2 separate regions of the Homo sapiens genome follow, and region 1 is linked to region 2. A link is an interaction called in ENCODE POLR2A ChIA-PET data of the cell type or tissue named here. Cell type or tissue: OCI-LY7. All regions are shown on one strand. Links, peaks and the distances in the headings refer to the core of each region. The heading gives the core; the rest is flanking DNA. Region 1 holds the start of TBC1D9-AS1 (TBC1D9 antisense RNA 1). Region 2 has its middle 85 kb from the start of TBC1D9.

Region 1 (2,921 bases), core at 290-2,789, 130 kb after region 2:
GCTAATTTTTTGTATTTTTAGTAGAGATGGGCTTTCACCATGTTGGCTAGGCTGGTCTCGAACTCTTGACCTCGTGATTTGCCCGCCTGGGCCTCCCAAAGTGCTGGGATTACAGGCCTGAGCCACCGCACCTGGCATATATATATATTCTTTTTTTTTAAAGAGCATATTCAGAGAATACTTGATAAAAATGGTAAAATCAATTTGATTCATTTTGACACTGTAAACTTCCTGACTTGAGATAAACTAGTTATTAAACATCAAGTGCCTGCAACTGGAGTAAGGAATGTGATTCAGTGTGTATGAATACGTACCAGTTTGTAGCATTGATGAACTCCGTATACCAGAGGGAAAAAATGAACTTCAAAAAAAAATTTCTAAAATGTAAACGCCAGGTCCCTCTCCAAGGAAGTGTGTTTTTGAGGGAGCCTCTCATTTAGATATGGACTCTTAGCTAGCATGTTGCAACCTAGCAACAAGATTTCTAACCTGTGGTTATCTGTTGTGAAGTAGCAGCGTTAGTATAACCATGGTAACTGTCTGTTTGCTTGATGGCATGAGCTCTCTTTGAGTAAAAAAAGCCCAAAATAAAAGGTTGGAGGTAATTATATATTTTTTGTTTTCTCATCATAAATGTATTGAATGTACATTTGAGATATTTTTGAAAACACAGAAGACCATAAAATAGCAGAATTGTCATCTCACCTACTAATGTTAATATTCATATTTAGTTTTGTATTCTTTAAAATTAATACATGTATTGTAATTTGTAATATAGGTTATATTATACTTTTTTAGACAAATTGGGATCATACAGAATAGTAATTAGTTTTGTGCTGTTTTTCATATGCTAGGTGCATTTCACCATGTCATGAAATAATTACTTGAAGGTATGATTTTAAATGTCTACATATTATATCAATGTACTATAATTTATTTAGACATTGTAGGTCATTACCTAAATGTAATTTTGAATTCAGAATTATTTCTATTTCATATTATTTCGTTGCCAAGTTGTTCTTCAGCTTATCGATGCTCTCAATTATTGGCAGTTGAATTACGTAAGAGGATACATGAATTAGAAGAAGGGTTGACATCTCAGGACAGTGAGTGGCTTCTGCAAATGTGGCCTTCCTGAGAGAAGGGATCTGAGGGGTATTGCCCCCAGGTATCCAGGAGGGGATTGATATAGCTAATCTCTTAGAAACAGAGGTGGGCTTCATAGCGATGAACTCTTCCTACCACACCAAAAAGGCCCCTCCTTCCTACCTCTCAAGGTTGACCTTGGCTGACCTTGACCTTTGAGTTTTAGGTTTTCAGACCCGCCTCTACAGCCAAGATTAGAATCAATATAACTTCCTGTTGCACACAGAAGCAGCTGTAAATCTAAGACAATAGCATCCACTTTCCTATTACGGGACTTGAGGGGAAATTAAATTAAGCCCCCGCCTTTTGAGGGGCTTCTTTGAGGAATTAGATCACACAAGGCTTGGCGTAATTTTTTAATAACTTCAATCACATTGTCCTCACTGGTCCGTATCAGAGCAGATTTGAGTCCTGCACAAAGTCTGAAAGCAGCAAGCTTGTTCGTGGGGAAAGAATGAGCCAACACACTGCTGGGGTTTCAAGGCCAGCTTCCTAGGTATGCTTGTACACAGGAACCTACACTTAGAAAAGCGCTGGGCTTGGCTTAATATTCTACTGCTGCTGCCTTGAAATTCTGAAGAATTTTTTAACAAGGGGTCCTGAATATTCTTTTTGCACTGGGCCCCACAGATTATGTAGTTGGTCCTGATTAGGGTGTAGAGCAAGGTATTGCAGTAATAAAGTATTTGAATCATTCCTTCCTCAGACCACCCCCCCACCCAGGAGAAGGAAAAATCCATTCCAACTGTTCTCACTTTATGCAGGAGCAGGTGCTTGTGACTTTAAGAGATGGGCTTGCAGGGGAAATGGAACAGCTCCTGGAAGACATGGCCTTTTGAGGGTGCTTAGGAGATTTGAGCAGCACATACTAATTGGATACAGATAAAATGCTCTTCAGATTTTAGTTTTCTGCTCTGTTTGTTTAGTCATAACCCAGCCTGTGTTTTATCTTTTGAGGTGGAAAATATGAAAGTCACGGCTTCTCTCTCTCTTGTTGAGCATTTACTTTGTGAGTACTTATATGAACATGTATATCAAAGACCCTGTGATCCAGAATACTGCTTAAAATTCTACAGAGTGGGCGCTCCACCTCTCTTAGCTTTGTCATTCTTCTCCCTTTAGCTCACTCCCCTCTTTGTAAGAAATGAGGCAGGGGTCTCTCGGGGATCACCTAACACACTAGTTCATATTCCCAGCACTTTTTAACCAGTGCCCCTCGGGATAAACATACAACAAAACCCTCATGCCTCCTTCATTCACATATGTTGAGTTTTATGTTAGTTTGTTGAGTTTTATATTGGTTTGCATTGTGAAAACAGTCATTTTTTCCCAAATGAGAGTTATAGAATTGCGTGTGCTCTGTAAAGCTATATAAATGATTCTAAGAAACACAGTCCCAAGAACATGACTGCCCTAGAGCCTCTCCTCCCCTAATTTAATACTGTTTAAAGCAGGGGTTCCTGACTGTCAGGCTGCAGACAAGTACCTGTCAGTCCGTGGCCTGTTAGGAACTGGGCTGCACAGCAGGAGGTGAGTGGCAGGTGAGGGAGCATTTGAGCTCCACCTCGTTTCAAATCAACTGCAGCATTAGGTTCTTACAGGCACGAGAACCCTATTGCGAACTGCACATGCAAGGGATCTAGGTTGCAAGCTCCTTAAGACAATCTAATGCCTGATGATCTGAGGTGGAACAGTTTCATCCTCAAACCATCCCCAGACCACCCCACCCCCAACTCTGGTCCATGGAAAAATTGTCTTCCATGAAACCAGTCCCT
Region 2 (2,921 bases), core at 234-2,733:
ACAAAATTCTTATATGTTTACTTGTTGCTGGAATGGGAGCAAAAAGCTCACATAAAATTAAAACCACCAATATTTACTTAATTATAAAGAAAAACATACAACCATACCAAATACTATAGCAAATAAATATTAGAGTATTTCTGCTGGGTGCAGCGGCACATGCCTGTAATACCAGCACTTTGAGAAGCCAATGAGGAAGAATTACTTGGGGTCAGGAGTTTTAGACCAGCCTGAGCATCTGAGCAACATAGTGAGACCCCATCTCTACAAAAAAAAAAAAGTTAAAAATTAACATCACCCTGTCTCTAAAACAACAACCCCAGCAGTTCAAGAATAGAGTACCTCTCATGAGTACCTTGTCTCACAGCATACATAAAACTTATATTTTGTTCTATTTCATTTAATCCCCATAACAACCTATGAGGCAGGTCAGGGAGGCATGTTTATTGTTTAGTTTGTTTATTTATTTCTGTAGCCTGTGTTGTTCCAGAAAGGATTTAAGAGTACTTGAAGAGATTAATAAACTAGAGCAAGATATCAGAATATAAGTAGAGAGTATACAAACAACAAACTACCTGAAAAAAAAAATTAAGAAAACAATCTCAAGGCAGGAGCGGTGGCTCACGCCTGTAATCTCAGCATGGACCTCCTTGGGAGGCCAAGGAGGAAGGATTGTTTGAGCCCGGGAGTTCAAGACCAGCCTGGGCAACACAGCAGAGTTCCAGGCTGTAGTGAGCTGTGATTGTGCCACTGCCCTCCACCCTGGGTGACAGAGCAAGACCTTGTCTCAAAAACAAGCAAAGAAACAAACAAACGAAGAAAACAAACTCATTTACAATGGCATCAAAGAGAATAAAATATTTAGGAATAGATTTAACCAATGGGGTGAAAGATCTGAACACAGACAACTACAAAACATTGATGAATGAAACTGAAGAAGACATAAGTAAATGGAAAGATATCCCATGTTCATGGATTGGAAGAATCAATTGTGTTACTATTTATCATTGTGAAAACTAAAAACAATCTACAGTCCAACAATAGCAGCTTTGTTACTATTACACATGCTGGCTTGCTTTCTTCCTCTCTTGCTTTTTTTTCCCCCCTCTCATCTTTCCTACCTTCCATCTGCTCTTTTTTGTTTGTTTACTTTAAGTTCTGGGATACATGTGCAGAACATGCAGGTTTGTTACGTAGGTATACATGTGCCATGGTTGTTTGCTGCACCCATCAACCTGTCATCTAGGTTTTAAGCCTCCCACGCTTTAGGTATTTCCCTTTTTTTTTTTTTTTTTTTAAAGCGACAGGGGTCTCACTATATTGCCTCGGACTGGTCTTGAACTCCTGAGCTCAAGCAATCCACCTGCCTTGGCCTCCCAAAGTGCTGGGATTACAGGCATGGGCCATCACACCCAGCTGCTCTTTCTTTCTTTCTTTCAACTCTAAGTGTATGTGGTTATCTCCAGGAGAAGATAGTGTGTTAGAAATTTCTATATACATTATGAGTTGCTAATTTTTTTACAATGAATGGACAGATTTTTATAATCAGCAAATGTATCAAAAATACTTCCATTTATTTTATTTTAAAAAGAGCATTCCTTATTGATTTATTTATTAAACAAGTAGTCATTGACGCCATGCCTTCTGTCAGTCTCCTTCCTGGATAATGAAGGGCAAGAAGAATATATGCTCAGAATCCAGAAAAAAATAAACAATTGTAATGTTAAATAACCTGGCTCAATTTGCACACATGCTAATAAATGATGCTTTGTGAATGAAACGTAAAATGTAATCAAAACTCCATGGATTTCTGAGGCCCTTCACCAGCTCAGGTCTTTATGGACATAATCTTCTAACCTTGCATTGACTTGGGTAAATAAAGGATTAGGGGAGGAGCAAAGAGAAAAGAATGATTCAGATTATCCTTTCTGTTGTCCAAGGGCCTAGCACCCAAGTTTCTGGTCTTAGATCAAGACAAGTTCATTTTTAGAGGCTGTAACAGTTTCCCAGGCTGAGGTAGAGGTGCTTACAGGCATATGTGATTGCTTTTATTGAGTGGGAAGAAGTCTCTTCTTCCTAGAAGATTTATTATTTTCTGGGCACAGTTAAGCCTACCTCACAGGGAGTACAAACATGTCTTACAAGCTTTTCATTCCTTTCCATGAACTCCATGAACTGACACATGGATTTTCACATCAAAGCACAGAATCATAAACGACTTATTCTAAAAAGGAAACTGAAGTCTTCCAGAACTTGCTAGCAGGGAATCTTTATTATGATGGAACCAGACCAAGATTGGCCATCCTCCCAAGGCATCAGGAAATGCTGGCCACACTGAACGGTGACATGGGAAAAGTCAGCTGGGGAGAGGAGGGGCTGCTCCATGGCTCAGGCAGGCCTGGCTTAAGGATTTTGAAAGGCATAAGCTCTGGTTTTTAAATTCAGATGACCTCTCTAGGTCAACCTCTCATTCAAGGCACAGTAATGCCTTTTCAGCAATTTCCCCCAAATTTAGAAGGTGGTGCTACACACAGAGAGAGCTTTGTTTTGCCTCCTTGTTTTTGTGGCATCAGCAGGACCTGTTTTCTTCTAGATACTAAATTGTTGCCATGTTGCTAATTACTATAATTTCTTACCCCCAACCAGCTTGCAGAGTTCAGAAAAATGTGCTGCTTGTTGCAGATTCCTGGATATGGAGGCTTAACAGAGCGTCATCTCAGACAGGCCTTTCTTCCTTATGTAAATCCCGTCATGACTTATTTGAAGGTGGCCTCACTTTAAGTACTAGGGACTTGCTCAGATACTTATCAAAATGCTCTAGATTCCTGCTCAACCAGCCAGACGCTGAGGCATCCCTGTGCCAGGCCCCAGGACTGACGTGCAGAAGTCAGAGGATGACCAGAAACCATTAACAGGTTCAG

What was found. ChIA-PET counts read pairs that join two places held together with the same protein. Peaks named below come from ENCODE experiments on the same cell type or tissue, not always from the same donor. Only the 100,000 strongest peaks of a DNase experiment are listed, where the experiment ranks them.
Region 1: POLR2A ChIA-PET joins it to region 2 with 5 read pairs; 2 of 35 experiments call an interaction of 5 or more read pairs at or near these places.

What each region holds. Positions count from the first base shown.
Region 1 is chr4:140,709,677-140,712,597 of GRCh38, reverse strand. All of the region lies in intron 1 of TBC1D9 (TBC1 domain family member 9), which reads left to right. It overlaps TBC1D9-AS1 (TBC1D9 antisense RNA 1), which reads right to left and starts at 430. Exons shown (of 2, transcript XR_007058283.1): 1 at 315-430. In OCI-LY7, for the core only: no CTCF peak of the experiment used is centred there; DNase peaks (open chromatin) are centred at 1,347 and 1,617; H3K4me3 peaks cover 554 bases; H3K27ac peaks cover 902 bases.
Region 2 is chr4:140,839,459-140,842,379 of GRCh38, reverse strand. No RefSeq gene overlaps it. Among named protein-coding and RNA genes, the nearest start is that of TBC1D9, 85 kb to the right of the region's middle. In OCI-LY7, for the core only: no CTCF peak of the experiment used is centred there; no DNase peak of the experiment used is centred there.